Linked DNA regions of Homo sapiens: region 1 is linked to region 2. A link is a loop called in an ENCODE intact Hi-C map of the cell type or tissue named here. Cell type or tissue: prostate gland. All regions are shown on one strand. Links, peaks and the distances in the headings refer to the core of each region. The heading gives the core; the rest is flanking DNA.

Region 1 (16,285 bases), core at 7,284-12,283, 150 kb after region 2:
AATCTCCTGACTTAAAACACCCAAAACTGTTGATGACTAGTCAAATCGAAAACAATGTGCAGGCCAAATAGTTTGTAAGCTCTGCCTTTGAGCTTTAACTCTTAGTTGCCTAAAACACCAAGGACTTAGAAGGATCCACCTGCCTCAGGGACTCTGGGCATCAATATGTGGATGGTCTGTGGCTTTATAGCAGCTGATGACAGGAGAAAACCTTGCCCAAGAGGAAGAGAAGGAACAGATGGGACTGCCATCTGTGACCCCAACCCACTGAGCATCAGACCAGGCAGTACCAGCCAAGAAAAGGGAAAGAAACACAGAGGATGGTGTCATGAGACACCAAAGTTCTAATCCAGACTGGACGACCTCGGTCAAGTCACTTAACTTCTCTCGGCCTGTTTCCTTATCTAAAATAAGAAAAGCTTACTCTTGTAAAACATGGTAAAAACCATGAAGTTCTCTCAAATACATTTGATCCTTAAAACAGCTCTGTGAGGCATACATAGAGGAGGAACCATTGCCTGATTTTCCAGGTGAAGGCAGTGTGTGGGTAAGATATTTGGGACATGTGAAGTTTGATATGCCTCCAGGATAGCTCTACTTGCATGACGACCCGGCCTTTTAAACTTAACTGGGCAGAACAGAACCTGTTCTTCTCCTAGGCCCCCTATTTCAATAAGTGATACCACCTGGATGTCGAAAAAATTTAGAAGTTATCTGGAATGCTCTTGTGTCCTCACATCCCATACCTAATCAGCCTGTGCTACTGGCTACCTTCAAAATACAGAACAAATCCATCTGATCGTCATATCCACTGCTACCGCCCTAGTCTCGGCCTAGATATTGCTCTCATCTGGGCTGCCGCCGTGGCTCCTAACTCATTTTCCTGCCTCTTCCCTTGACCTCCTGGAAACTAGAGGGATCTTTTAAAGATGTCAATCAAATCACCTCACCCAGCCCCTCCTCCCTGTAGCTGTCTGAGTCAGAATTCCCAACAGAGCTGCCGTTGGCAGATCCACGTGGGTTCTCCTAGGCTCTTGACTTCACACCCAGTAGAGGGACAGGAAGGAATTCCTGGGTATCTTGAGTATCCCCAGCTCTGGTTATAGCACTCCCACACTTCTCATCACACCTGGAATAAGTCCTGAAACCTCGCCATGACCTGATGATGTTCTAAATTAAATTGGCTGGGCATGCTGGCTCACATCTATAATCCCAGCACTTTTGGAAGCCAAAGTGGGCGGATCACTTGAGGTCAGGAGTTCGAGACCAGCCTGGCCAACATGGTGAAACCCCATCTTTACTAAAAATACAAAAAAATTAGCCAGGTGTGGCAGCGTGCACCTGTAGTCCCAGCTATTCAGGAGACTGAGACGTGAGAATCGCTTGAACCCAGATGGTGGAGGTGCAGTGAGCAGAGATCGCACCACTGCACTCCAGCTTAGGCAACAGAGCGAGACTCAGTCTCAAGAAATAATAATAATAATAATAATAATAATAATAATAATAATAATAATAGTAATAATAAATTATATGGCCCCAGCAACCTCCCTGACCACCTCCCCTCCTCTTCCCCTCCCCAGCTCACCATGCTCCAGCCACACCGATCTGTTTGCTGCTGCTGCTAGAACAAATCAAGCTTATTTCCACTTGAGGGCCTGGGCCTCCCTGTTGCCTTTGCTTAGCACATCCCTTATTCTGATCTTCATGGGCTAAATCCTTATCATTCAGATGTCAATGCATGAATTTCTTCATCATAGAGACCTTCCCTGTTGGACTCCACCCACTCATTGTCACATTGCCCTCTTTCTATTTCTCATAGTTCCTATCCCTGTGGCTGCATCCCCAGGGCCTGTCTTACAGTGAGCATTTAATAAACATTAGTTGAGTGAATGAATGGAGGATACTCAGTGGCAAAGCTAGGGTTTGAACCCAGATCTCTGACTCCCTTAATTCTGTCCTCTTCCCTCCATTTCATGGAGGACTAAGGGACCTGAGGTTCATTCTGAAATGCTTATCTGAAGGGTCCACCTACCTCTTCTCAACAGCCACTCACGCACAGTGTCAGTGACATCAAAGGACAGCCACTCGGCAGTGCCCCGTGTGGGCAGATTCTTGCCACCGATATAGCGCTGTTTGGCAATGTGCTCATCTGGCCGAAGGATCTACAGGGCAGAGAAAGGAGTGAGTACCCGAGACCAGGACAGAGTGCCCCAGAAGATGTCACAATGCAGAGCACAGGTGAGGGAGCGATAGGAAACCAGTGGTTCCTGAATGCCATGGCCCTCGAGCACCTTAGCTAACTCTTAAGTGTTTTAATGACAGACACAGATACGGAAACGAAGGCTCAGAGAAGCCAGGATTCAAACCCAGGTCTGCCAAACGCTGCACCCAGTGGTGCCCTGATATGGCAAAGGAACCAGCTTTCCCGTCGGTGTGGTTTCTGCTCTGAGAGAGGAGTTACCTGGAAGAGCTCGATCCTCTGCTCATTCCGCTTAGAGCTGGGGTTGGGCACCCGCAAGACCCGGAATTCTGCTCGGAATAGGTTGGTTCTATTTTTCTCCACTGAGGACACATTGAAGCGGAAAACCTTGGAGGTAATTCCTTTAGGGCAGACAGCCAGTTCGTCTAGGAGATAAAGCAGAGCAGAGGGCACAGCATGAGCGAGACATGCAGGAACAGTGTGCTGCCAACGGACAGGCACCAAGTGGCCACCGTCCCGCCTGCCACCTCCCTAGAGGCTTGAGGCCTCAGACCGCAAGGTGGAGATACGAGGAAGATTCTTGGTGGCCCTAGAATCACACACAGTCCTGAGCAAGGAGCAGTGTGGCCTCAGAGCTCCACAACATGGCACTAGACTGGCCAGTCAAATCTAATTGCCCCCTCCTCCCACTGCCTTGACATCTCAGTTCTGGTAAGTTTTCCAACCCGTTTTTCCTACTTTTTGAGAAAATACTGATTCTAGAAAGATATCAGCACCTAGTAGTTTACATATCTTACAGCTAGTTGATTTATTCGTGTGTTTGTTCATCTGGGCATTCATTCATTTATCAAAGATGTATTGAGCAGCTACTATATGCCAAGCATAGTGCTAACCTTGGGAAGCAAAACATGAGTAGACACAACCCCTGCCTTCAAGGGGATTAAAACCCATTTATGCCTGGTGTTCCATTATTGGAACGCTAAGCATGTAAGAGTTATTTATATCCTGCTGCTCAAGGTCAAGGCCAAGGTCTGATTTCAAAATTCAAAAAAGTGCAGCCTCAGGCTTATGGGTTAATATCTAAGGGGGGGTATTAATACATGGGCCCAAATAACAGGACTAGAGAGAAATAATAGGACAGAGTGCCCCGGAAGATGTCACAATGCAGGAGCACAGGTGAGGGGAGCGACAGGAAACCAGTGGTTTTCAGAGAAGTCCAGGAGTTGCTGCAGGAAATCAAAGGAGGGAAATGGCAAGGAGCACTTCACGGAAGGGGTGAAAATTGAGAGGATTTGAGGATGGGGAGGAAAGAAATGTTACATGGAGTGACTGCTGGAAGCAAAGGCAGGGAGGGGAGGAAATGCAAATGAGTAAGAGGGGCCCGAAACAGCAGGTGGGAGCCAGGTGAGAAAGGGCAAGATGATAGATTGGGGTCCACCTGTCAGACTAAAAGGTTAAATTTTAACCCATTAACAGTAGGGAGTCACTGAAAGTGTTTGAGCAGTGCAGTGACATCTCAACCTTGTGTTTTAGACCCAATAAAGCAGGGCTTATATAGCAAAGAGCCCACATCATGAGCCTGGCAGAAACACAGATGCTTCCTCTGACCAAGCTGGTGTGTCACCATTGGCTCCTTTCTCTTTCCTTGACAGCACGTGCTATGCCAGACGCTGTCACCTGCTGGCCTCTTCATCCCTGTCCACAAGATGTGGGCAGCGAATGCTCTTTCCCACCCCTCTGAGCCAGAGAAAGAGAAAGAGCCTGTCTTTTCTCTGCTCCTGTACACTTGACAGCCTCAAGGTCTGAGCAGTATTAACACCCAGAGAAAAACTTTCTGCACAAATGGTAACAATAGCCCGAAGTTGAAATTCAAGCTCATAGACCCAGATTCCACACATAATGGACATGGCTGGAATGAGCTTATAATCACCCCGAGGGGTTGTTGAGGAAGTCACAGACAAGGCAGGAAGGATCAGAGGCCTGGAAACAAGCAAATGCGCTACTGATCTTCAGGAAAGGATGAGTGAGTGTTTCTGGAAATTGCCATCTGGTGGGCCTGACGCTGGTTCTTAGAAAATTAATGGAACAGATGTTAGGAAAACAAATGTGTGAATGCTGTCTAATGAAGCCCTGATTAATAATTGGCTTTGAAAGAACAGATACTGCCAACGATTCCCTAAACCATTTCAGATAGAACCAAGGAGAGAAATCAGTGATAGTTAAGTAATGTGTAAGTTTACAAGTTTGTAATACTCTGAATGTGGATAAGCTACTTGCATTGGCAACCCTATCAAGGACAACAGAGCTGGGTTTTGAAGGAGCTGTTATTGATATGGCTTCAGTTACAATAGCACCTGCTGGGAGGATCACTTGAGCTCGGGAGGTCCAGATTGCAGTGAGCCAGGATTGTGCCACTGCACTCCAGCCTGGGCAACAGAGGGAGACTCTGTTTCAAGTAAATAAATAAATTAATAAAGTAAATAAATAACACAGCTCCAGTGACTACAAGAGGAATAAAGGGTAAGTCAGTGCAACATGCACCTTGCTGTAAAAAGAAGGGAGATGGGGCCGGGCACGGTGGCTCACGCCTGTAATCCCAGCACTTCGGGAAGCCGAGGTGGGCAGATCACGACATCAGGAGTTTGAGACCAGCCTGACCAACATGGTGAAACCCTGTCTCTACTAAAAATATGAAAATTAGCCAGGCCTGGTGGTGCGTGCCTGTAATCCCAGCTACTGAGGAGGTTGAGGCAGGAGAATCGCTTGAACCCAGGAGGCAGAGGTTGCAATGAGCTGAGGTGGTGCCATTGCACTCCAACCTGGGCAACAGAGTGAGACTCCATCTCAGAAAAAAAAGAAGGGAGATGGAAAATGGCACTTGCTGGTGAGACAGTCAGAGTGGGTCAAGGCAGTGGGAAGCCAGGAGATGGGGAAAGTTATGAGCTAAGAGAGTTCTCAGGACACCCTAGTGGCCGTCCTCTTTGGTTTCTTCCAGCCTATCAATCATAATCTGCTCCCCAGGATGAACACATCCTGGGGAGAATTTTAAGGTTTCAAGAAAGAGGTGGGAAAGGTCATTTTTCTATTACTGGGATATATAGATTTCCCATGATTAGAAGGGACATCAGGAGTCATGTGGCGCAACCCTCTTCAGAGGAAGAAATGGCTGTCTAGAGGGTCTTGGCCAGAGTCACTCAGAAGTTAGCTGACACAAGCAACTTGACACTAGCAAGCAAAGCTTAGGACACAATTGCTAGTGATTAAAAAAGAATTGGCACCTGGGCAACAAGGTGAAACCCCGTCTCTACTAAAAATACAAAAATTAGCCAGGCATGATGGTGCATGCTTGTAATCCTAGCTATTCAGGAGGCTGAGGCAGGAGAGTCACTTGAACCTGGGAGGTCGAGGTTGCAGTGAGCTGAGATTGTGTCACTGCACTCCAGCCTGGGCAACAGAGTGAGACTCCATCTCAAAAAAAAAAAAAAAAAGAAGAAGAAGAAGAAGAATTGGCAGCCAGGCATGGTGGCTCACGCCTGTAATCCCAGCCAGCACCTTGGGAGGCTGAGGTGGGTGGATTGCTTGAGCTCAGGTGTTTGAGACCAGCCTGGCCAACATGGTGAAACCCCATCTCTATAAAAAATACGAAAATTAGCTGGGCATGGTAGCACATGTCTGTTATTTCAGCTACTCGGGAGGCTGAGGCGGGAGGATTGCTTGAGCCCAGGAGTTCAAGATCAGCCTGGACAACATAGGGAGGACCTATCCCTATTATTTAAAATTAAAAATTTTAAAGGCCGAGAACAGTGGCTCATGCCTGTAATCCCAGCACTTTGGGAGGCCGAGGCAGGTGGATCACTGGAGGTCAGGAGTTCGAGACCAGCCTGGCCAACATGGCAAAACCCCATCTCTACTCCAAATACAAAAATTAGCTGGGTGTGGTGGTGGGCACCTGTAACCCCAGCTACTCGGGAGGCTGAGGCATGAGAATCACTTGAACCCAGAAGGCAGAAGCTACAGTGAGCCGAGATTGCACCAGTGCACTCCAGGCTGGGTGACAGAGTGAGACTCTGTCAAAAAAATTAAAATTAAAATTAATTAAAAAAAAGAATTGCCTGGGAGATCAAAGAAAATGTACATACAATCTTCTTGACAATCAAATTCACTGAATAATGATGTTTTAAGTAATCTGTGGAATGAATCATCGTATACATAAATAAGCAAAATGTAATAGCACCACCTTGTTTTGTCGAGTTTTTATTACTTCATGTGACCTTCTAACAACCCCTGAGAAGAATGAAAACATGTAAAATTTATCACTTGACAAATGAGAAAACTGAGCCTCAAAAAGTTAAATGTCTTTCCCAAGGTCACATAACTAGAAGGTGGTGGAGGTGGGGTTTGAACCCAGGTCTTCTGAACATACCTCATTTATTGAAGCAGAGACTCTTCAAGCTGGGAGGGATCTGGGAGATCATCTGGTGAAGATGGTTTCATCAACAAAATATGGCAAGATTCCACTAAATGGGCCTAGAGTGTCAACCTATGCCTCAGACAATGACCCACTGCAAACGAGTTTGTGGTTCTTAAGCCATGCCTCACAGAACACTAGTATTATTGAGAGCTGGACTAGGGGGTCCCACCTTTACAAATTAAATCTTGAGCAACTTTTTCCATTGCACAGAAAAAATATATATTGGTGAATGCCATTTTCTCTATTTTGTTTAACGGGGCAAAACATAAGCAAAGAATATTCATGTACAGTATGCATGGAAAAACCAGGAAATAGCTGACCATGTTTAGTTAACTGCCTTTTAAAATGTGTTCAGACACCTGGGTGGCTAGGTGTGCCTTTGCTTGTATATATCATTTCTGCTGGTTCTAGTGAAGGGACTATATTTATCAGTGTGGCTGTACTTCTCTACCCTGGCTGCACATTAGAATCACCTGGAAAGCTTTAAAAACAAATGATTCCTGGACCCATTCCCCAGCAGTTCTGACTACACTGGAGTGAGTGGGGTCCACGGCATATTTTTTTCAAGATCTCCAGATGATTCTAACGTGCAGCCAGGGTTGAGAACCACAGATTATAATGTGTTGCAAAGGGCACCATGGCTTCTAGATGTTCTGGAAGTTTGAGAAACCACTGCTTTAATGGTGTGAGCTTTCTATTGATTAACCGTTAAATGAATTAGACATGTTGTTTCGCTGATGGAACACCTTTAAAAATTTTGAGTTAGAAGCCCATAAACATTTTAAGCCCATGTTAAAAATTGGAACACTTCACAGAAAGATCCAGATTTTCTGCTTTTCTGGGACACGGGAAGAACTAATCAAGCTGGACCCACAGTCCTCAATGCAAAACCCAGCAAGAACTGAGGCTGGCTGCTGCTTTGGCTGGGCACGTGGGCTCCAGGTCCCCTCCCTCTCCCTGTCTCACACACCCTACTTTCTTCTTGACCCCAAGACCAAGTGTCCTGGTGCAGTTTATCATGACGCCGTGGCTTTTCTTCCAGATCATTTGCATTTCCTGCCGGGTCTCTGTAGGCACTTGTGTTTGCCATCCCTCTAAGAAAAGTTTCGCCCTAGTTCACTGACTCTTAAGCTTCAATGTGCTTAAGAATCCATAAGGAGCTTGTCGAAAATACAGGTTCCCCAAGACTCCACCCCCTCAAGATTCTGATTCTATAAGGGTGGGTGGGACCAGGGAATCTACATTTACCTCCAGCTTCCTCTGGACCACACTTGGAGAAGTGCTGACCTCTACTGTGCAGAGGGCATTGGCCCTTGGAGCAAATGATTTTCAGAATAATTCTCAGAATAAACAAAATCTACACTTAGCAGCTAGAGAACAAAGACTAAAATATAGAGTTTTCTCTTTGCTGAGAAACTCTGGGTTTGCTGGTTGTCTTAGCGCTGCCCTTGGCTGAAAACAACAAGTCTCCGAACAGAGACAGATAATTACAAGCCAGAAGATAAAATGACACCTACATTGGTGATACCTTTGTAAGAGGGATGACAACGGAAGTAAAAAAGCTGTGTCCTTTCCCATCACATGGGGTCAGAGAAACTCTCTACTCCCTCCCGACAGTAAAATCCTGGAGAATTAGAAAAAGGATTACAGAGTCTTGCCCATACTCCCCAATAGAGGCTCTGCTGATTCATCCCAGATGGAATTATAAAATTCTTTCAGCTGAAAAGGAGTTTGGAAATCATCTCTAACTTTACAGCTGGGGAAACTGAGGCTCAGAGAGGTCACTTTTACGTAGCTGCGGTTGCTTAACCTGCTTGAGACTCTTCATTAAATAAAGAAAACTCCTTCATTAAATTAGGGAGAACATTTGTGGCAGTATGAATCTCCCGGGCAAAAAAAAAAAAAAAAAAATGCAGAGCTAAGGAAGAACAAATCCAGTTATCATTGTGCAATCTGCCACCTGGGTTACTAAGATAATAACTCTGACCTCTCCTGCTTGGTCCAACACATGATTCATTTATGTTATAAATCAAAGTTCTACTGAACCCTAAAGGTTAAAGGAGGTTAAAGGTAACACTTACAACGTGTATTTTACATATAAATGAGTGCTTAACTACATGCGTCCTGCACACAGAATGTCTAGGTTAGGGTCCCTGCTCTTTTTGGACAAATTACTTAAGCAATCCAGGTCTCAGTTTCCTTATCTGTAAAACAGGGAGAAAAGGTTATTTAGGAAAAGGCCTTCCTCTCTGCTCTCACCTTGGTGCCCTTTCTCCTGCACTACTAAAAAGTATTTCCTCTTTCATTTTCCTCTCCAGGGACCTCTATCTCCTTGCCCTGGCTCCTACTGTCACTTTCCTTTGAATGCATGTTCACTGGGTCAGGGAAGTGGCCAGAAGTGAGGAAATATGGAACAGAACGTGATCTCATGACCTCCCAGCAGAGGCTCTGGCATTGAGACCCTGCTGTGCCCCACCACAGACCTGGTGTCACCCCTGTCTGCCCTCATGAGTTAAAGACAGGCTTCCTTCCCCCACCCCGCCCCGCCGCCTTGCAAGCCCCTGATGATGGCTCTCTGCTCCTGCTCAGCACCTGCCCACTGCCTTCTTTATAGTTAGTGTGCCTTGTGTGTCTGCCTCTCTGGGGTGGGCTCAGCACCCGACCAGCTGCAGGGCGGGCCCAGGTCCGTCTGCTCAGCCTCCAAGTCACCTCCAACAGCTGCAGAGTCTGCCTGCTTCCGGTTTGTACCTGTGAGCCTCATAGCATCGCACGTTGGCTCCTCCCCAGCATCCTGAACAGCATCCTGCTCACTGTGCTGGGTTGCCCCAGGCCAGACCATTGCTCCATAACCCCACATCCACCCATCTGTTGCAGTTGTAAGGTCTTGGTACTGCAGCCTGGAAGCTGCCCAGCATCTATGGGGCCCTGCCCGGGCTTTTCCCAAGGACATCTGCTATTTGTGCTTTGAGTCTGCACAAAATCAGTGTCCACTTGCACCTGCATGGCCTTGCCTCCACGTGGCTCATTCATTCTCAGCTCAGGATTCCGGGATGGGGGGGTCCTGGTGACTCAGAATGCTTCCTCCCTTGGACTCCTCCTGCTGACCCAGACCATGAAGGTCTGAGTCCTGCCCTCTTGCCCTGGACTCTCCTCACACCTCTCCTGCCGGCCTCAGATTTCGACCTTCCTCTGATGCTTGTGGTCACTATCTCCCGCGTTGGTGGGTTCCCAGGGAGTTGGAGCCTTGGCCATCGAGCTGCTAGGTGCCTCTGGGAACTGTGGGTCTCTGAGCCAGCCCCACCCAGAGACCCTGGGCAGGGAGTAGTAGCTCTGCATCGGCCTCCAGCCTCCGCCCCACATGGCAGCCACATCCTGAAGAAAGGCGCTCCAGGCAGCCACAGGAAGCTGGAGCGGGAACCCCTCGCCAGTAACCACAGGCTCCTCTGCCTGGCGTGGAGCCGTGAACGGGGCCTTTGCACCTCCAGCCAGAGCTGGTCCACCCATCGGTACCCACTCCTGTTCCTTCTCTCCAGCCAGGTTCCTTTCACCCCTTGCTGTGTGCTCTGCTGACCACCCTCCCCTGCCTGCCAGCTCCATCCCATGCCCTCCACCCCACTCCAGGAGCTGCCCACCTCCCAGGTGGGCCTGGGCTGAGGTAGTCAGGGCGGCGAGGACACCTGCTGGTAGGAAAAGCAAACAGAGCTGCTCCCGGAGTCTACGGCCCACGAGTGGCTCACATTCCTCTTTCCTGGGCTGTCAGTTTCTCAACATCTGCCAAATTTCTCTCTCTTGTATTGAGGTTTTTAAAATCCCCTTCAGTAAACACATATGACTTCCACACGTGTACCAACACACACAGACATCTCGCCCAGAAGCCGCCCGGCTCCTCCATGCAGACAGAGCCTCCTGGGACGGCAGGCTCCCAGACATATCCCCCCCCCCCACCATGCACCCACTGCCACCCCTCCACCCGCTCTCCCGTGACACGCAGACACAAAGGGCGCCAGCCTCCTCTACGCATCCACAGCCAAAACCCGCTCTCCCCGTGCCCACCGGCCTGGAGGGCGCCCATTTTGAGCACATGAATCTGTCTACTGCACAAGACTGCATGTCACCCTAAAGTACACGGCCCTGGGAACATTCGTGCATACCCTCTTCCTTCCACACACACAGCTCACGTGGGTCTCGTGGGTCACGTGGGTGGGGTAGACCAAAGGGCCCAGGCAGCAAGAAGCTGTCTCCTGCCTGGGCTTCAAAAAGCTTGACAGACATTAATTTGGGGCAGGTATTCTTCTTCCCAAGAACTGGAAAAACTGAAACGGAGACGTGTCACAATGAGTTGTGAAAAGCAGGGAGAAGATGAGGTCTCCACACTGAGAACCGTAAGGGCTCCTGACAGAGCCGGCCTTCCCCTTTATGGCACCCAGATGCTTACAGTTACTGATACGATCGCATGTGCAAGAATACATATGTTTCCCTGGACAGCACAATGTAATTCCAAATTAAAATCAGTCAAGGATGTGATGTGAATTCAGCAAGCCACTCAGCTCCAGGGCTCCTGGCCTCCCAGAAGCGCCGGCTCTTAACAGAATGGCTCTATCTCCTTCCCCACCCACCTCCCCAGCCCCAACGGAGGAGCATCGCACATCCTGAGCCTTGGTGCTGGTGAATCCTGGGGCACCCTGCTGTGTGGCCAGCACTAGGCCCCCCTCTGCAGAGCTCCCAGCTCCAGTTCAGACCCTCCAGAGCAGACACCCCAGCGAGAATTTGGACTTACTGTGCTCCGCCAGCCCCTGGATCATGTCGAATTTATGGATTTCTTTGGCATAGTATTCCGACTCGGTGTTTTCCTGGGTGCAGCCTTCCTCCCTCTCCCCATGCATCTCCTCCAGCAGCTCCCGGGTGCTGTTGTAAAGGGCCAGGACCTGATAGGGGACGTGGGTCATCACCGTTGGCTCAGGGGGGCTGGTGAGCCTGAGCTTGCTCAAGATCTGTCCCCTAATGGCTTCCACCCTCTTCTTCTTGATGTGGCCGAAGTCCAAGGTGGTGCAAGTGGACAGAGAGAGGCTGACCGTGGCAAAGTTCAGCAGGGCCAGGACCACCAGAGCCCTTTGCAAGTGCATCTTCATGTGTGAGCTGGGAAGAGAGGCCAGGGGGACGGCAAGGCCTGGAGAGGAAGAGACCCCAGCAGACGTGCAGAAGGAGGGAGGAAAACCAGGCGGCCTCCCCAGATCCCAAAGACTGAGGCTTGGCAAGAAGGTGCATGAACTCACTGCACTGCGAGAGCTTCAGGACTTCCAGGAAGCGCTGGCAACCCTGAGGACGAAGAAGCGGACTGTGTGCCTTGTAGCGCTGGGATTCTTGTCCATGTGTCTAAACAGGTTTTGCTGGGCTCTGACTCCCAGCAGGCCAGGTGGAGGGCAAGCAGAGGGCTGGGAGGGGTGGCAAGGCAGCTGGGAGTGGGAAGGGAGCTGGAGTTTTTCCTTAGGTAAAAATAAATAGAGTGGATATCTGATATTGCCAAACGCCGCTTGGCGATGGGGAGAAAGTGGGTATTTTAAAGAAGAAGCAGAAGGACCATGGCTGGGTCCCAAAATCAAAATCCTTGCCTTGCCTTGAAAGAAAATAAGAAAAGAGAATGGAAAAGAAAAGGGAAAAAAAAGTAAAAAAAAAAAGATCACCAGTGAGTAGGTGGGGAGAAGCAGGGCCGGGCAGTTGCTGGCCCAGCTAAAGGTGGGGGCAGTACAGGACACACTTGTCTCTCAGGCACTCCATTCATGCTTTCTCTTTTGTTTACACTTCCTCGGGGGCTTTCTAAATGACTTTGTTCACGCTGCCTCTCGTCTTCATTGGCTGGGGTGTGGGGTTATATGCATTGGAAGGCAGGGAGGCAGGCCTCTGAGCGCAGCAGCCCCAATCATCCACTCAGACGCCCAGGGTCACCAGCACCTCGGCTTGTCTTCTGCCTCGGCCATTGCTTCTGTCCCCTGCTTCTCTTTAAAAAATAAAAAGGAGAAAAAAATAAAATAAAATAGAAGCCAGTTCACGGCACGCCTGCTCCGGAAAGCTGTTATTCCTTCTCTCGCACGCCTCTTCCCCTGTCTCTGCCTCTCTCGCTCATTCCCTTGGACTTGACTCTCTGCTTCCCTCCCTTTCTCTCTCTCCCTCTCCCTCTCCCTCTCGCTCCTCTCCCTCTCTCTCTCACACACACACACATGCACACACACTGCTTTCTCTATTTCTCTCTGCTGAAATTTTATACCTCCCTCCCATGACGTCTCTGGCCTGGGGTGGGGGAGGGAGGGACCAGCGCACGCAGCCTCTTTTGCTGCACGATGTTAATGTTTTAAACAGGCACAGGAAAAGCCGAGCCCTTTTGAAAAATACTTTGCGAGTCCTCTCGTTCGACGTGGTAGCTGAACTTTTTTTCCCCTCTTGGAATCACTCCTGCCACACGTTGGCTGTTTTTCTGGAAAGTTACTCCGATGAGCCCCCTCCCTCCCTTTCCCCCAGCCCCGGCGCCCTCTCGCCAGCTGTCAGTCCGCGCCGTCCGCGGCCCGCGTCTACTCTCCCTCCTGGTCCCCCGGTCCCGGGGCCGCCCGCGGGCCAGGCCCAACCCGGGGCAGGGTCCGCAGAGGGCGCGGGACCCGGTAGGGGCGGCCATGCCAGCCTCGCAGAGGGGACTCCCAGCCTGCGAGCCGGGTCGGAGGGTCGGCGTCCGCTCCGCGGCGATCCTGGCCCGATTCTTCATTGACAAGATCGGAGTCGGGAGGCGGGCAGAAGCCTGGAGACGCTCCAGGGGCAGTGAAAAATGGTGGCGTTTTCCGGAAGATCGAGGGTGCCCTCTGGCGAGGCGAGGCCGCCAGTGAAGGAGCTCGGCTGGTCGGGAGCCGGGGAGGCTCGGGGGCTGGGGGCTGCGGGGTGGGGGCTGAGGGGCGGGAGAAGGGGCTGCGGTAGAGAGCGAGAAAAACAAGACCCAGGCCCCGAGGAATCGCCTCCCTCCCGGCCCGACGTGCGCACGAGCGCACCTCTCCCTCCCCGACCGCCGCTCCGGAGCCGCTCTCGCAGAAATGTCATCCAGATGTTCAGCCTCCCTCCCCGCCGAGGTCTCCGCAGGGAGCTGCGCCAGCGAGCGCGAAGTCAGCAGTTGGCCCGAGCCCATTTCCCAGATGGGTGAGGGGAAGTCGGCTCTGTGCTTTCGCTCCTCTTCTCGGCCCGAACCTCTAGGCCTTTTCCCACGAGCAGCCAAGGGAGGGTAGGGCACGTGGCTCCCCGCACCCCGCAACACAGGGCTTGCCTCTGAACTGAACTTTCCTGAGAGTGAGTGCCGCTCCCACCCCATCTCACTCCAGCCTTCCTGGACCCTTTCTGAGAGGTCTGGCTTCCAGGCCACTAACTGAAGGGGCTGTTCTCTGTATCCCAGCACAGCGGTGGGTCACTTTACGGATGAGGAAACTGAGGCATAGAGTTTTTTGTTTTTTTTTTTACAGACCACACTGCTTGTGAGTGATGGAGGCGATATTTTACACAGGCTATCTAGCTTGGGTAGGCATTACTTTCATTTGCAAAACCAATGGGAAACCTAGGGGTAGAAACTTTAAAAGTAACTTGCCCAAGGTCACATAGTTATTAGGTGTCAGCTGTTGGGATTTGGACCCAGGACGTTGCCAGATTCTGGACTTAATTACTATGCTATACTGCCTCTGAAATTTCAGAAAAAGTTTAATGTTTACTATATACCAGGCACTATTCTAGGCTCTGTGAAGAATATCAGTGAACGAAACAAAACTCCTGCCCTCAGGGAAATTTTATTTTAGAGGCAGGGGTGGGGCAGTGGAGGAGGCGATAAACTAAATAAATATGTAAATGATGTAGTACGGTAAAAAGTGCTGAGCCAGGTGCAGTGGCTCACGCCTGTAATCCCAGCATTTGGGGAGGCCCATGCAGGAGGATTACTTGAGCTCAGGAATTCGAGACCAGCCCCAGCAACACGGCGAAACCCAGTCTCTACAAAAAAATGGAAAAATTAGCCCGGCATGTTGGCGCAGGCATCTACTTGGGAGGCTGAGGCAGGATAATCACTTGAGCCAGGGAGGCAGAGTTTACAGGGGGCCAAGATTGCACCACTGCACTCCAGCCTGGACGACAGAGCAAGACCGTGTCTCAAACAGACAAGCAAACAAACAAATGTGGTGTGGCAGAAAATCAAGCAGGGAAGGAGGATGGGGTGTGCCTAGGTTGGGGGATGTTGCAGTTTCAAATAGGGTGATAAGGGAAGGCCTTTGAGCAGACAGTTGCAAGATAGGAAGGAAAATTATTAAAGTTATACTTTTTTGGACTCCACCTCTACCAAATCAGTCTCCAGAGCTGAGGCCCTGGCATCTCTGTTTCTTTACAAACCTCACACGTGATTCAGGTGCTAAGCAAGTTCTGGAAGCTACTACTGCAGGGTACCTCTCTGCCCAGAGTGAGGACCATTTGCCTTCTGTTTTCAGCAAGTTGGGGAAGAAGTGGGGGTGAAGGTCTGGAAACTGACTATAAGGTGATGGTCGTATGCTGTGAGCTTACAAGAAATGGAAAAATCCAAAGATTAATCCCTTCTTCCTCATCTGGTGCCGAAGAAGAAGGGAACAAGGGATTCATTGGAGCCTATATTTCATCTGTCTTGGATTTTTGGCAATGAGTGTTTCTTCAGATTAAAATCTAACAAAGTATTCTCACTGAGAAGCAAGTTAACAAAGGATCTTAGAGATAATCTCTAAAGTAATTACAAGGGAGGAAACTGATAGCGGAAAGGGCTCTGCTCTGACTACACAGGTAGTTTTCAGGAGAGCTAAGATGAGAACACAGCTCTTCTGATATCCAGGCCAGTGCTCTTGCTGTCACAGGCATGCTAACACACAGTCCTATCCAGTAACATGTGTGACTGAACTGAGTGATTTACTGGATATTTAAGAAATGCTTGCAATGAGGTTTCAGGGGTGCTACTCCCACTTCCGAATCCTTGCTTTTAACCTGTGTCCATCCAGGCCTTCCCCTCAACATAATACTGGAATGTTGTTTGCTTTCAGGGCTATCAGCCCATCTCCTATGGATCTCAGCCAACCAGTGTCAGGGACCTGGCCAGTGATATTGACTTGGAGATCTCATATGAAGAGTCAACAAAGACGCAACTTAAATGCCCCATTAGGCTGGGAATTTGTGGTACATCTCCCTCTGCCAGCCTAGGAGAATGGCTGGCACCCAGTAGTATGTGCTGGAGATAAATACTCCAGTAATGTCTGGTGTCAGAAGGGCATTTGGCTCTGCTGCTTGGCACTTAGGTGATTTTCCTCAAGCCCCTTCTTTGTACCTCAGTGTGCTTTATTGTTGTGTTAGAGATACTACTGCTACTCACTTTGCGGGATTATTGGGATTTAATGAGATATTGAATATTTGTACTTTTGAAAGTTATTACTACTCAGCTATTTGATGTGTTGATTCAGCCTCTCTGTAAACTTCTTGAAGGCAGAGATTATGTATATTGCAGTTTCCATAATTCATGGTAAACCATTTATTACACCTGATTCCCTGTTTTCTCATCTGTCAAATGGAAACAATACCACTTATCTTGC
Region 2 (16,285 bases), core at 1,129-6,128:
AGCAATCCCCACAAAGTCCCCTGGTCTTTTCCTTTTCTTTTTACCCACAGCAGCCTTCTCTTTACCTCCTCTTCAAACACAAGAGCCAGTTTTCAAGTCCCATTTCAGTTCAGGGTAGCCCTGGGACATTTTCCTCTACCCCCAGGTGACCTCTGGTTGCCAGCACTGCCTGCAACCTGAGCTTGAGAGTCCCAGTTCCACATGGAATTCCCAGAGGCACCCAACCTAAAGGAGCCCTGAGTGAATTCTCAGAGGTCTTTCCAGACTTGGCTGTGATATAGGCCGCAGCCAGACCTGCAGCATACAACCTGCACAGCCCAATGTCCTGGTTTCCATTTATACCTGGTAAGTCACTGTTTTGTGGATATTTAGTCTCTTGTTGTTCCTCCTTTAGTCGTAAGGATGACTAAGTTTAATGAATACAGGATTTGTAGCTTAGAGATCTGAGTTTTATTACTGGTTTGACATTAAGTGACCCTAAGCTATTCATTTAATCTTTTTATTGGGTAAGCATACTTACATATGAAGTGGCCTGTTTTGAGAGCTTTTAGATTGCCTTTAAAGCACTTTGATCTCCCTGGAAGTAGGTGCTAGGTAAATAAAAGTTACTCTCAATAGTTTTTCTACAGTAGCAACAGTGGATTCCAGTTTAGTTCTGATAATTCACTAAACTAGGGGCTGCCTTGTAAACTGTAATAAAATGTAAAGAGAATCCCATTGCTAGCTGTACTTTTCATCTCTGCATGTCAGAGAATTCACTGACTTGGTAGCCACAGGAATGAAAACTGGTGACTCACAAGAACTCTGCAAATGGTGTTATTTTTCATTTCCCTATGGTGTTGCTATTGTTCCCAATTTTATGGATCACACAAGTTTTCATCAAACGACCTTGTTCTCCCGCTGTTTTGACATCACCCCAAATGTAGCCTCAGGGTTGTCGTCTCCCATTGGGTCAGTGTAAGCTCAGCCCAGCGCCTCAAATCCCTTGGTTCCTTTGGTCTGTCTGGAGTCCTATTCAGGCTTTGTTGTGGGAGAAGAAGGCAAAGAGCCCACGACTTGCCCAGACAGTCTGAGGCCTGGCCATGTAGCTTGCAGTTCCCTAGACACTCTGGAGTTGGACTTGGCCAGCCATCCCTCTGTTGTTACTTTTCAGAGGTAATAAGTGAGATTAATTGCAGGCCATTCTCCGGAAGAGAAAGTAGTTAGAGCCAAATACAGTCACATGTTTAGAAGCCTGAGGTGTGCCTCCAAGCAAGGCCGACTTAGAATTATACAGTAGGGACTCCAGGATGCAGGTACCAAGTGTTTATGACCTCTCTCTTCCTTAAAGTGATGTTTTCAGTTTCTAGGTGCTGATACGTGGGTGTGTTAACTTTTCTTTAGCCAATGAGAAAGATTAGATTTTTCAAGCTGCCTTTTAATTATCCATTTTTGGGGTACATGGGAAGTCATTAGGAGCTGAAAGTTGATGTGCAGAGCCATCTCATCATTACTGCCAGCCTTCCATGGAATTGGACTGCATCAGGGAGGATTTTCTAGGTGTGGAGCACTCAGTGGGTTCTTAGTGCGTTTTTCTTTGTGAGACATGGAAGGGTTACTGTAAAGTCTTGGCTGCTGCTTGGAATGATTTGGGAAGAACAGGGCCTCAGACAGCTTGGCAGGAACCTGAGGCCCTGTTTTTTTCCAGTCCAGCCCTTCCTTGTGGATCGAGCTGTCAGGGAATCCCACGAATGTCTGGCTCCTGCCCCTTTGTATGTTTTTCCAGCATTTGTCATTGAATTATTTTTATCCACCTCTGGCTTTTTCACACATGCATCCTGGGCATTTGTCTGTTCCTCGATATGAAAGATGGGAGAATTTGCAGAAAGAGCACAGCTGTGAGTTTGTTCCTACTTTTTTGTGATAGGACAAGACATTGTGGGCATGGGCTGCTCCACCTGGCCAGCTCCCATTGTCTAGAGAACATCTGTATGAACTTGAAATGCCACCGAGGAGTGGGAAATCTTGAGAAGTTGGAACCATTTTCGATGTCACCCTGTCCTTCTGCCCTCTTATTCAACAATAGATTATAAATAGCTTGGTATTCTGCTTTGCGTAATTTTAAGGTACACATTTTTCAGAGATTCTGATTCTAGTTTAGTTAATAATACTTTCCTCCCTTCTTTTAGATTATTCTTAGAAATGTTGCTGGAGATTCAGGTCTCTAACTTCTCATCTTTTCATTCTCAGTCAGTCCTCAGAAATACTGAATTTGTTAATTTCCTTTAAAAATATGTCTTATGCATTTTCTATATGTCAGGCATTGTGTTAGTTGCTGGGGAGGAGCAGTAAATAAAACAGAATGGTTCCCAATCTCAAAATTTACTCTCTAGGGTATATCTTCCATGTTCTCAGCACAGTATTGGGTGCTGGGTAGGGCCTAAAAGACTTTTGAAGACATAATGTTTGATCACTAAGAGGCTACTGTCTGGCAGGGAAAGGGAGTGTATACACATGAAACAATCAGAGCAGTGGCAGGGGGCATATGACAAAGATCTGAATTTTATGGGATAGACAATTTGAAGAAAGGGTGTCAAGAAGGGCATGTAAGGAGTCAGTCCTGTCCCGGATGAACCTTGAGGGTCGTATGCTCAGTGAAGCCAGCCAGTCACAAAAGGACAAATCCATTCATACGAAACATCTAAAGTAGTCAAAATCATAGAAACAGAAAGTAGAAAGGTGGTTGCCAAGGGCTGGGGGAAGAGGGGAGGGGGAATTAGTGTTTAATGGGTATAGAGTTTCAGCTGTGAAAGATGAAAATGTTCTAGAAATCTGTTGCAGAATGATGTGAATGCACTTAACACTCCTGAACTATACATGTAAAAATGGTTAAGATGGTACATTTAAAATTATGTGTTTTTTTTTTTTTTTTAAACAAAGAAGAGTATGTAAGGATTTAAGAGAGCTCCATAGTTCCACAAAAATTACTTAGTGGCCAAATGGCAAGGTTTTGTTTTTATCCTCTGCCTCTGTTATAAGGGAATTATTCTGAACATAGTCCTTTAAATACTTCTCTTTCTTGAAAAGCATGTTACCTTTATAGGAAATGGGCCCAGCAATTTCTGTTAGGAAGATGGCATAGTATGGTGGGAAGAGAAGGGACTTTAGAGTCAGACAGACCTAGGTTTGCCTTATTAAGTGTGTGACCTTGGGCAAGTTGCTTAGCTTTTCTGAACCATAATTTCCCCATCTTTTTTTCAATGCACATAGTTAAACCCACCTCATTAAGTTGTTGTAAGATTAAACTGAGTTGTGTATGTGAAAGTGGCCAGCATGGTTTTTACTTTTTACTTTTTTGGTGTAGGTTTCTTGGTAACTCTCAGTTCCCTTTCCAGAAAAAAGAAAGAAAGAAAGAAACTTAAAATTGAACTTGCTTGGGATATGGTATTGCTCACCACTTAGTTTAGTACCTAGTTTACATCACTCTGGCCATCACCCTGTGCAGTACGCTCCTGGGACTGGATAACAGAAATCTGGCCTTTCTAGCCGAGGATGGGAAGGCATCAGAGTGGGGCCAACAAGAGACTCTTCCTTTTTCTTTGACCCCTTGGTTGGAGGTCAGCTTCTTTCTACTCAGCAGGCCCTTTTTCTCTGCTGTCTCCTGAATGTTGAAATTTCCATTGCAGCTCAATGTTCCAGCCAGTAAACACTCATATTTTCCATCTATCCTGGGGGTCGAGCTTTGGGAGAGCTTTTCTCTGGAGCAGTTTGGAGCTTATAATTTTGTACTTTATCCTGTTATATAAACAATGCTTTCCAGCCAAAGAGCACAATCAAAGAGAAACTACTTTTTGTGGGGGGGACTAAAAAAAATTCATATTCAGAGTCCTGTAGAAGTGATATTTCACTCCTTATGCCTCTTTCTTCTCTTTCATAAAATAAAGTTTACCTCACCTTTCTCCTGAGTCTTAACTCTCACTATTCCTTCCCCTGAGGAAAACGATTTCTCCAGTACATGTATGATAAAGGCCTGTACTTCCATCTGAATTTTCTCTGCTACTTTTCTCACTCAGCCAGACACGTAACCTCTCAAGAGTTATACGCTGCATCAGTTCAAGCTCTGTGACAGATTCTACAGTTCCTCCTTCACCGAGAGAGCTGAGTGCTGTCAGTGTTTGTGCCAAGAGCAAAAGTGATTGGCTTCTGCCTAATAAAGGAACGTTGGGAAGCTTAGGAAATCTGTCAAAGATAGCTGGCTGGACGTCATACCAGGGCCTAGGTAGCATAGGTTCGGGAACCTGGGGCCGAGTGTCAGGAGTGAAAAACGTGGATCTTTCTTATCCACAAGTCAGAATAAAGCATGGAATGCAGTGTTTGCAGTTTGCCAGTGTCAGTTTTTCTAGTTAAGTTTGCCTCTCTCACTCCACTCCACACTGCTTTGAAGTATTAATGATAAACCACCTTCTATTTCCTTAGGATACGCGTACACACACACACACACACACACACACACACACACACGAGTCTTTGTTAGAGGCAAAACCTATGTGAATATACTTACACTCCTGAACTGTACACATAAAAATGGTTATGATGGTACATTTTAAATTATGTGTGTGTTTTTTTAACTACAACGTTAAAAAAAAAAGAGTATGTAAGGATTTAAAAGAGAACCCCATAGTTTCACAAAAATTATTTACTGGTCAAATAATTTTTTTATTTAACTGTTTAATCTTATTTAACTGTTTACTTTATAATTTTGTAACTCTACAAAATGGATGATTATTTTGGTTTTAAGAGGCCTGGTTATGACAAAGTTCCTTACACTAAGCTAAATGAGACTCTGTTTTTAGAATTAGGAAATTATAGGAGTTGTTTTATTTATAATTTAGTTTAATTCTCCTGGCATGGTTTTTCTATCAGCTTCTGTCCCTTCAAGTTAACTGGTTTACCAGCTTTGGAAGAGCCTGGGAAGATCACAGGCGTGATGAAACACAGTCTTTCTTTCTGACTCATGTAGAAGAACATTGATGATCCATATTTAAAGCTTACCTAGTATTGACTCAACAAATTTAGAAGGAAAACCAGCCAGTTTTCCTGATCCTTTAACTAACCCACCTGCCCTTCTCGCTGCTAAAAGACTCTCAGCGTATTACCTACCCAGTACAGCTAAGAAATCAATGCTCTTTTTTAAGAGGTCTCAGGAGTTAAGATGCTAATAAGAAAAAACTCCCTGTATTTATGCTTTCATAAAATAAAACTATAGAACTATATATCTGCAAAGGAATAAAAGTCCTCTCTTTCCTGAAGCTGCTTTGTGGGACAAAGTTTTGGTATAGGCTCTTAGTAGCTAAGTCTTAGTTCCCTTTTTTTGAAAGAAACAAAATTGTACTTGCTTGGTATATGGTATTTGCTACACTGGGACACAGTTTAGAGTCAACTGGCCGTAACTCACGTACAATAAAATACAGTATTATAGCAGGGAAAGCAGTAATATGTAATCACAATACTAAGGTTGACATTATTTATTTATATTGTGAAGTAAGTACCCACTTATTAAAACTGTTATTATAAATCATTAAAATGCTCGTAAAGAAAGATAATTAGGAAAAGCCAAATTTTAAATGTTTATTTAAATAGGGAGCCAACTGTTCTTTGGGTGATGTGTGCAAAGCTAGTGAGAGAGGCAGTGTATGAGAGCTTAGGGATTTGAAATGTCACAACATATGGCAGGCCCAGGTGTTCATTATAAGTTACAAACTCTCGTCCTGCTTGGACCATTCGTATGCTTCAGGAGCAGTAAAGGGACTACTCATGGTTTTCATGAATTATCAAGCTAAGATTCATATTAATTTCACTTCAGAGCCAATAATCAATACCACATTTGGCTTGGTTCTTTTTTTTTTTTTTTTTTTTTTTTTTTTTTTGAAACAAGGTCTCACTCTGTCACCAGGCTGAAGCTCATTGGCATGATCACAGCTCACTGCAGCCTCTGCCTCCTCAGGCTCAAGCGATCCTCCCTCAGCCTCCCAAGTAGCTGGGACTACATGTGTGCACCACCATGCCTGGCTAATTTTTGTATTTTTTGTAGAGAGGGGGTTTCACCATGTTCCCAGACTGGTCTTGAACTCCCAGGCTAAAGCAGTCCACCCGCCTCAGTCTCCCAAAGTGCTGGGATTACAGGTGTGAGCCACTGTGCCCGACCTGGCCTGGCTGATCTTAAAAATAAGTTTTGCTATCTTTCTGTGATGAGAATGAAATATGGGTGCATCTCAATGATGTGACTATAATTTAAAAGGATTTAGATGAGAAAAGCAGGCTTTCTGGCATAGTAGGTAAGGCAGCCATAAAGAGGTTAGTAAATTGGATGTACTTAAAGGCTAGAGGAAATCAAATCACAATTGACCCTTGAATAACTCAGGTTTGAGCTGCTCGAATCTACTTATATGTGGCTTTTCTTCCATCATCTGCCACCCCTGAGACAGCAAGACAAACCCCTTCTCTTCCTCCTCCTCCTCGGCTTACTTAACCTGAGGATGACGAGAATGAAGACCTTTATGCTGATTCACTTCTGCTTAATGAATAGTAAATATATTATTTCTCTTCCTTATGATTTTCTCAATAAATTTTTTATTCTCTAGCTTACTTTTTAGTAAGAATACAGTCCCATAATACATATATCATATACCATATGTGTTAATTACTGTTTATCCGTAAGGCTTCCGGTCAACAATAGGCTATTAGTAGTTGAGTTTTTGTGGGGGGTCAGAAGTTGTACCTGAATTTTCGACTGTGCAGGGGTTGGCACCCCAACCCCTGTATTGTTCAAGGGTCAACTGTACATTCTTTTGAAACTGGGTTGCACCAAGTAAAACTAAGTAAATGAAAGACCCTGCCTATACTGTTGAATACTCTCAAATATCTTACTAGCTGCTTGAGCCCAGTACTGACATTTGAAATATAAGCTTCAAAAAGAGTTTTGTTACCTTCTTCAACAAATATTTAGTAAATTAAAATATGTGCAAAAGCAAGGGTGAAACTGGTAGTAAGTAATGTTTCAGCTAGGAAATGATTTCATCTGATAGTTGTTACAGTAATGTTATCCTCAAAAAGTTAACATGTAAAATTACTGAATATCTCCTCAGTGTGAGAGACTGGGCCCTGAAGGAGGTATCAGACAAATCCCTGTCCTCAAGAAGGAAAATTACTGATCATAAAATTTACTAATGCAAGTACTATAAAGCAATATGTGCTTAATTATTGAATAGGAAGATGAAAACCTTTTCTTAAGTGGTGAGAGTTCCGAGGAGAAATTTATCACTCTGGCTGGAGAAGCTGGCGAAAACTTCATGGAAAAGAAAAGGTGTGAGTTGAACCTGGAAGGGTAGATGGGGCTTGGATAGGCCAACAGGCTGATATTCATCACTTAAGAGATAATTGCACATATATTTGGTGCTTGGCACTATGTGAGAATCTGAGAGGATCAAAGAATTGTAATCCATACTCTTAGTAATAGCTCATTATTGACCAGAAGCCTTATGGATAAACAGTAATTAACACATATGGTATATAATGTATGTATTATATACTGTATTCTTACTAAAAAGTAAGCTAGAGAATAAAAAAATTTATTGAGAAAATCATAAGGAAGAGAAATACATTTACTATTCATTAAGCAGAAGTGAATCATCATAAAGGTCTTCATTCTTGCCATCCTCAGGTTGAGTAATACTGTCCTATACATTTACTTTTTTTTTTTTTTTCATGTAACACAGAAAGCGAGTGATTTTAAAAGAGCATATGGGTTCAGATGAGTTCACAATTCAAAAAAGATACTAAAGACTTGGGTGAAAATATAAGGTTCTGCAGAGGAAGAGTTTAAGGTAGGGTGTAAATTCAGTCCCAGGTGTATAGGCTACGGATAGGTTAAGAAATGGAACAAAAAAGAAGATAATGTGCAAGATATTTAAGGTATTTGCAGGGACAGTAAGTGGGAGCCAGTCTGGCTCAGACAGTGTGTCAGAAATAATGTATTAGTCAAAACACTTGGAGTTTCAAGTGATAGAAACTGAAATCAAGCTGGCATATCCGTAAAGGAGATTTTTTAGTTCATATAAAAGCCTAGAAGTTGGTGTGGGGGAATTAGGAAGTATCATTAATCATTCTCCTTTCTTCCAAGTTCACAACTAAATGAGAAATAGTAGAAAAGTTAGAGAAATAGTGAGATATTGGCTGTATTGCTAAGGATAAATTGTTGGGGATATAGCATAATTAGGCTTCTACCTCTCAAGTCTGAGTCTTTCTAATTTGTTTTCTGTATTCTAAATATTTCCTGTATTGACATTTTGGTCACTTGGATAATTAAAACAAATTTTTTCAAGAAGAAGGAAAAGGATCCAACACACCACAATGTGAAAAACAAAAACAAAAACAAAAATTGTGGCCTGATTTCCAAAGTGAGCACCTGCATCTGGGTCCAGTCCACCTTACCACTTGCATTCTTCTTCATAAGTTCAGTGTCAGCCAAGTCAACAGATCAAAAGTAAGCCTATTATTGTACAACATGGTGACTATAATTAATAACAATGTATTATATACTTGAAAATCACTAAGAGAGTAGATTTTAACTCTTCTCAGCACACACAAAAATATGTAAGGTAAAGCATGTGTTAATTAGCTCAATTTAGCCATCCCACAATGTATAACATATTCCAAAACATCATGGTGTATACCATAAATATATACAGTTTTTATTTTTTCATTAAAATAATTAATGAAACATGAAAGATAATATTTTGGAACACAAATATATAAGCCTTGTATATTTTCCCATCACCACATCCTCACTTATGCCATTCTGTAGCACTTATTCTATTTGTTTACTGTTTACTTTCTATCACTCTTTCACTTAAGTGTATGTTGTCTTATTCATTATTGTATCCCAGTGCCTTGGTAAGCAGTAGGAACTTATTGATGTACAAATATTGAGTAAAAGCATGAGTGAATGGATATCCTGTTCTCACACAGGGCTCAGTTTATTGCAGTCTTCCTGCAACCTTCCCTGATGTCCCAAGCAGATCTTATTAGGATTTCTCATCCTTAATGCCTTTCATCTATTGGAATCATGCTCCTGAGAGATATAATTCACCATGATGTCCAGTATGGTAGCCACGAGCCACATGTGTATATTTAAGTTTTAATTAAAATTAAATAAAATGAAAATTTCAGTTTCTCAGTCATAAAAGCCACAAGTCAAAAGCTCAAAACGAGCTTACGTGGCTCATGACTACCATATTGGACAGCTCAGGACTGGATAGTTGACCCAGAAGATGTAATAAAGACTCAAACTTGGTTAGTGAAATAAAAAGTAAAAAGGAATGAGTTTCTAAGAAAGGTACATTGTTGATATCCTCTTAGGATCTTCTGTAGGTCTTGAGCTTCTTTTGTTTAGATCTGGAGATTTACTACAGATGCTGTTCTTGAACTAATTTGTGGTCCTGGAAGGGGAATATTCTAATGCCTTGGGAATCTCACAAGATCAGAGCTTCAGTGTAACTAGTATTTAACCTATCAGAGCTAGGCCAACTGAGAGGAAGGGGTTTTTAAAGCAGATCCCAGCATTATCTTTTTATTTTCTGAGATGTGTCCATGGCTAGATGTTGGGGGAGTCTTGCTTCTCTACCCTCCCTCTACTGCCCACAGCCACCGCCACCCCCACCTGCCTGGCTGGAGGTTCTGACATGGCTTCTAGAGCTGCTGTAACTCTGGGGAACAGAGCCAAACATGCGGAAGTGGTTACGTGTACTAGCTCCCAGGGAAGCCGTGGCTAGCAGGGGGAGTGGGTGGGGTCCTGCCTGATGGCTTTTCAGAGACGCCAAATCTTTGAAGTTTTGTTTTAGCAGCTGCCAGGTATGCTGTTTCAGCACTTTGCAGACTCTCCCTGTGTTCCCATATCACATTTTTTCTTTACTGTGTGTGCATAGTATACACAATGGAGCTTGGCTGTTGGGAGGGCAAATATAAAATTGTGGAGTAAGGAACTAAACACAACCCTTTTGGCTTTTGGCTTTTGCTTTTTACTATGACTCTGATATGAAATAGCCACTTTAATGCCCTGTTTTCAGCTCTGTCCGTTTCTGATCACTTGCCAACGGAGGGGTAGAGTCCTCTTCTGTTTTGGGAACATAGTACAGTTTGAAAAACTGGAGGTCCTACATTTCTGTGATAGATTGGGGTGTCACTCTTGAGGCTAGAACTTCTCCCTTTTTACGAAAGAACAGATGACACACACCCCCACCCCCACAGCAAGTAACCCGGATACTGCTGGTCTCAGAGTAAACTTCTTGCTCACCATTGGCTCCTTGGCATTGAGCACAATGTCAACAATAAATATTTGTTAAATGATTGCACTTGCAGCTGCTATGCTGGAGGAGAAGGGCTGGGGAGGTAGAATACACCTTTAAGGCCCAGCCTCTGTGCTTTCCCTGCCTTCTTAGTAATCCCTTTCTCCTATCCAGTCTACAGTCACCTGAAGCCTTTCCCAATTGCCCCCAAATTTGCTGCTTCCTCTGAACTCCACTCTCGGAGTTTAGTGTATGTTCTTTTGTGTAGTTAACTGTCTTTTCTTTCTTTCCTGAGATGTAAGCTACATTTTATTTCTGGACCAGGAATGGGAAGACCTAGGTGCCAGCCACAGGTCCACCTGACTTGGGGCAAATCATTTGACAAAACCAAAGCCTAATTTTGCTATGTGGAAAGTGATGCCTGGATTGTCATGGGAATTCGATGAGATCCCATATGTGAACGTGCTTTGTAAACTGTAAAGTATTACACATGATTGGGTCTTTTCAGTACTAATAACACTCATCACTATAAAATAGTAATGTTTGTTTCTGCTGCCGATGTACAAAGACTAATCTCTCCCAGAATTGAGGTAAATCACCAGTTTAGTCTCACGTTACTCAGTTAGTTTGGCACAGGTTTAAAGCATTAAACGGTCCATTCCAGGCACTGTCTGTCATCGCTTCTCTTTCAGTCTGCAAGCTCCTCCTTTTGGAGCTGTGGGGTGGTTGTTTTCTTAAGTCTCCCTTCTTCTCCTATCAGGCCCAGGCTGAGCTCTCTCTTTTAACCACCTCTGTTCTTAGGGCAGCAGGCTTGTCCATCCAGTTCCCAGTTTCAGCGGGAATTGCTGTACTGGTGGGCCAGTCTCCTCAGCGTGGCCACCTGCCTCCCGCAGCTCTGCCCATCAGGAACACCAGGTGCCTTCATCATTCTCCTCAGCCAAGCCCCATGCCCTTATCAGCACCTCTCAGCCTCACTTCCTGCGTTCCTCTCCCTGTGCTTATTTTTCTGCCAGGCCATCCCCTAGCCTCCTCCCTCTTTCATATCATTTCATCCTGCATTTTCTTTCGTTCTCTGAGTTCTGACCTTTCATCCAGAAAGGCTGTTTCATATTTCAAGACTCTGCTGTTCGGTACATCTTCACCCTCCTGTCACCCAGTCCCCAGCATCTGAAGGCAGCTCCTTCTCAGAGAAGAATAGGATAAATAAGTGCTGCCACATTTTGGGACTATCATATGGCCTGAGAAGCTCCCAATTTTTTTTATTTTAAAATATCGAAGATCTTCCATGTAAGTGTTATGACCTAATGTTTGAAAGCATGTAGTTAAGAGGCAGACCAATTTGGATTCCTTCTTTTTTTAGCCACTCACTAGCTATTTTGCCTAGGGCAAGTTCTTTGAACTTAATATTCTTATCTCTAAAATAGAGAATAAATGCCTACTTCCTAGGGATGTTCTCAGGAGCAAATGAAAACTAAATGGCATAAGAAAAGCACTTTTACTATATATAATGCCTGCCATAGAGTACGTGCCCAGTAAGTGGGAATCCATGTAAACATTTCTATGTCATCTACCCTTACCCATACCCATACATTAGAAATGTTAAAAATGGAGACCCAGAGAAATGAAGTAGAGTGTGCAAATTCTCATGCTTACCTAGTGATAAAGTAAGGAGTGGAATCCAGGGCTTCTAGTTCTCTGCCTGATAAATTTTCCATTTGATCTCTCTGACTCCTCAAAGGGTTATTTGTTTGAGTTTCCTTTCTTTAGGTGAAGTATGCTATTATCCCAGATAGAGGCATGTTCATTTATTCATTCATTTTTCATTCAACAGACATTACATGACCAAAATGTTACCAGGCTCTGAGTGTACAAAGACCAGTAATGATGAACTCACTGTCTCAATGGTTAGTCCAGTAGGGAAGAAATCATCACTGTGAAGAATAAGTCACAGTACAAAAAACATGCTAGTAAAAGGCATGTGGGGCCTAGAGGAACAAGCTAAATCAGAGGAAAACCAGGATTGATTTTGCAGAGAGTGAATTATTGGTTTTTTACTAGATGAAAATGGCGGAGATTTGTGCAAAGGCAGGGAGGTATGGAAGAGCATACCTGAAGTGCAGTGTTGTGGGAGCATCACATTCAAGTAGGGGAGTATGTGGTTGAGGATAAAGTGGGAAAGTTGAAAAGTTAAAGTGCTTGGTATGCCATGTTAAAGGGATTTTATCCCATTGTCAGCCCTTTTAATCAGTGTGAAATGAAGAAATCAAGGGAGTTTTTAAAAAACATTTCTGCATCTTTATACCTATGTTTTCATGTTTTCACTGTCTTTCCCCTTCCCTTTCCCATTCTTATTTGGCAAACACTTTTTACCATTGTGGATCTAGCCCAGTTCTACCCCTTACTCTGTATATTTTTTACTCCCTGCCATCCCAGGCAGTCTAAATACATACCTATGCCCAAAATTCACAGACCGGACTTCTACCTGGGCAGTTCTTTAGCCTACTACAAGAAGTCACACACCATCATTTAAAAAGAACTTTTTTATTCTGTAGATGGATTAGGTCAGGACTTTTTCCTTTAACAAGAACCACAATTCAGCATGCTTACCATCATTAGAACTTGCGCTTTGGGCTGGGCACAGTGGCTCACACCTGTAATCCCAGCACTTAAGGAAGCTGAGGCAGGAGAATCACTTGAGCCCAGGAGTTTGAGACCAGCCTGGGCAGTATAGTGAGACCCTCATCTCTACAAAAAATTTCAAATATTAGCCGGGCATGGTAGCATGTGCCTGTAGTTCCAGCTACTCAGGAGGCTGAGGTGGGAGGATTGCTTGAGCCCAGGAGGTTGAGGCTGCAGTGAATCATGATTGTGTCACTTAACTCCAACCTGGGCAACAGAGTGAGACCCTGTCTCCAAACAAACAAACAAACAAACAAACAAAACAATTTGAGCTTTGACTTCCTCTAGTAAGGTACCCTAGCACTCAGCTGGCCAAAAACCTGCTATGGCAGCAGTTGTCATTCTTCATGTCTTTGCAACACACTTCCACATACAAGAACTTTGATCAACACAGTTGAAGGGATCAAAAGATGCAAGACAATACTCAACCCAGTAAATTTCACCTGGTGGAATCAATATTAAAGTAGAGCATTGTCTCCCAGTGTCCATTAGGTGTCTATAGTTATACTCCTCATTCAGTCATCCTTCAGGACCATGTGGCTGTTTTGAGTATTGCTATTTATTTATTGCCCTCATTAGACTCTAATATACTCACAGGACAAAGTTTCTTCAGACTGTAGTAAACACACAATCTCTATTTGTCACCAGGTTGATGTTATGCTTCTCTTCTTGTGTATTGCAAATGGACTCTGCTCTATACCATGTGACAGGAGCCAACCAGCTCAACATTTCATCTGACAAAGAGAACCATTATGTTGTATTAAAATATGTAGTTAAACCCACAGAAGGGAGAAAATATTTGCAAACTAACCATCTGATAAGAGATTAATAATCAGAATATGTAAGGAATTCAAACAACTCTGTAGGAAAAAAACTAATAATCCAATTAAAAATAGGCAGAAGACCTGAACAGACATTTGTCAAAAGAAGGCATATAAATGGCAAACAAGTATATGAAAAATACTCAGCATCATTGATCATCAGAGAAATGCAAATCAAAACTTCAGTGAGATACCATCTCACCCCAGTTAAAATGGCTTATATCCAAAAGACAAGTAATGATGCTGGCGAGGATGTGGAGCATAGTGAAGGCTCCTACACTGCTAGTTGGAATGTAATTAGTACTACCACTATGGAGAACAGTTTGGAGATTCCTCAAAAAACTAAAAATAGAGCTACCATACAACCCAGCAGTCCCACTCCTAGGTATCTGCCCAGAAGAAGGGAAAGCAGTATATTGAAGAGATATGTGCACTCCTGTGTTTGTTGCTGCACTGTTCACAATAGCTAAGATTTGGAAGCAACCTAAGTATTCATCATCAGATGAGTAGATGAAGAAAATGTGATACATACACATAGTAGAGTACTGTTCAGTCACAAAAGGAATGAGATCCTGTCATTTGCAACAACATGATGGAACTGGAGGTCATTATGTTAAGTGAGATAAGCCAGGCACAGAAAGACAAATTTTGCATGTTCTCACTTACTTGTGGGAGCCAAAAATCAAAATAATTGAACTTGTGGAGATAAAGAGTAGAATGCTGGTTACCAGAGATTGGGAAGGGTAATGGGGGTTAGGGGTGACAGGGGGAAGTGGGGATGGTTAATGGATACAAAAAAAAAATAGAATGAGTAAGACCTAGTATTTGCTAGCATACCAAGGTGACTGTAGTCAAAAATAATTTAATTATACATTTTTAAGTAACTAAAAGAGTGTAATTGGACTGTATGTAACACAAAGGATAAATGCTTGGGGTGATGGATAGATACTGCATTTACCCTGATGTGATTATTACACATTGCATGCCTTTATCAAAATATCTCATATAACCCATAAGTATATACACCTGCTATGTATGCAAAAAAATGAAAAATAAAAATAAAATATATGTAATCAAATATATTATACATACTGATCAAACTTTACACACCTGTGAAGTTTTCTCAACACAGAAAAGTTGAAGCCTCTTTCCCAAGACTTTAATGAAGAGATGTGTTGTAATCCAGTGATAGACCATCATGAAAATATGCCCTAAATTGTGCTGTGTTAGGAGAGCAGGCCACTATGACATGATAATGCTTTAAAGCTGATTTTTTTCTTTTTAAAATTTATCAATGTGATTGCATTGGTTACCTATTGCAACAAAACAAATTACTGTAACATTTAGTGGCTTAAAATAATAAACATTTATTATTTCAGCCTCTGTAGGTTTCTGTAAGAATTGAGGAGCAGCTTAGCTGGGTGTTTCTGGCTCAAATTCTCTTATAACATTGCAGTTAAGGTGTCAGCCAAGAGGGTTGCAGTTATCTGAAGGCTTACCTGGGGCTAGAGGATCCACTTCCATGATGTTTCACTCTCATATGCGTAATGAGTTCATGCTGGCTGTCGACAGGAGGCCTCAGTTTCTCACTACATGGACTTTTCCACATGGACTTCTCCACTGGCTGCTTACATGACCTCATGACATGGCAACTGACTTCCCTCAGAATGAGTAATTCAACAGAGAGTAGGGTAGAAGCCACAATGTCTTTTATGACCTAGCCTTGGAAATCACATATCATCATTTAAAAAATTATTATTTTAAAAATTGTGGTAAAACACAATATAAAGTTTACCATCTTAACCATTTTTAACCATTTGAACTGTACACAGTTCAATAGCATTAAGTACATTCACATTGTGCAATCATCACCACCATCCATCTCCATAATTCTTTTCATCTTGATAAACTGAAACTCTATACTCATTAAGCAATAACTCTACATTCTTCCCTCCCCCCAACGCCTGGACACTACTGTGGTATTTTCTATCTATATGATTTTGACTACTCTAGGTATCTCTATTAGTAGAATCATAGAGTACTTATCTTTTTGTGACTGGCTTATTTCACTTAGCATAATATCCTCAGGGTTTATCTATGTTATAATGTGTCAGAATTTCCTTCCTTTTACAGGCTGAATAATATAAAATATTTCATTAAACATATATATATGTGTATATCTAGATATATGTGTGTGTGTATGGGAGTGTGTGTGTGTATATATGTATACACACCCATACACACACACTACATTTTGTTTACTCATTCATCTTGATAGACACTTGGTTTACTTCTGCTTTTTGGCTATTGTGAATAAACTGCTACAAACATGAGTGTACAAATATCTTTTCACCTCCCTGTTTTCAGTTCCTTTGGTTTATGCCCAGAAGTTAAATTGCTGGATAGTATGTTAATTGTGTTTTTTTAAATTAATTATTCACTTTATTTTTCCTATATAAAAGC

The links. A loop is a pair of places that touch in the nucleus more often than their neighbours do. Peaks named below come from ENCODE experiments on the same cell type or tissue, not always from the same donor. Only the 100,000 strongest peaks of a DNase experiment are listed, where the experiment ranks them.
Region 1: a loop joins it to region 2, with 2.3 times the contacts of the local background. A loop is called at or near these places in 7 of 110 quality-filtered maps.

The regions. Positions count from the first base shown.
Region 1 is chr14:75,969,094-75,985,378 of GRCh38, forward strand. TGFB3 (transforming growth factor beta 3) reads right to left here and starts at 12,902. Exons shown (of 7, transcript NM_003239.5): 1 at 11,449-12,902; 2 at 2,462-2,625; 3 at 2,033-2,162. The coding sequence starts at 11,800. RefSeq lists silencers at 13,207-13,446, 13,577-13,696 and an enhancer at 13,477-13,536. In prostate gland, for the core only: a CTCF peak has its summit at 10,349; DNase peaks (open chromatin) are centred at 10,366, 10,858 and 11,998; H3K4me3 peaks cover 3,227 bases; H3K27ac peaks cover 3,659 bases.
Region 2 is chr14:75,821,833-75,838,117 of GRCh38, forward strand. The region is part of intron 28 of TTLL5 (tubulin tyrosine ligase like 5); the gene reads left to right. Among named protein-coding and RNA genes, the nearest start is that of TGFB3, 150 kb to the right of the region's middle. In prostate gland, for the core only: no CTCF peak of the experiment used is centred there; no DNase peak of the experiment used is centred there; H3K27ac peaks cover 4,540 bases.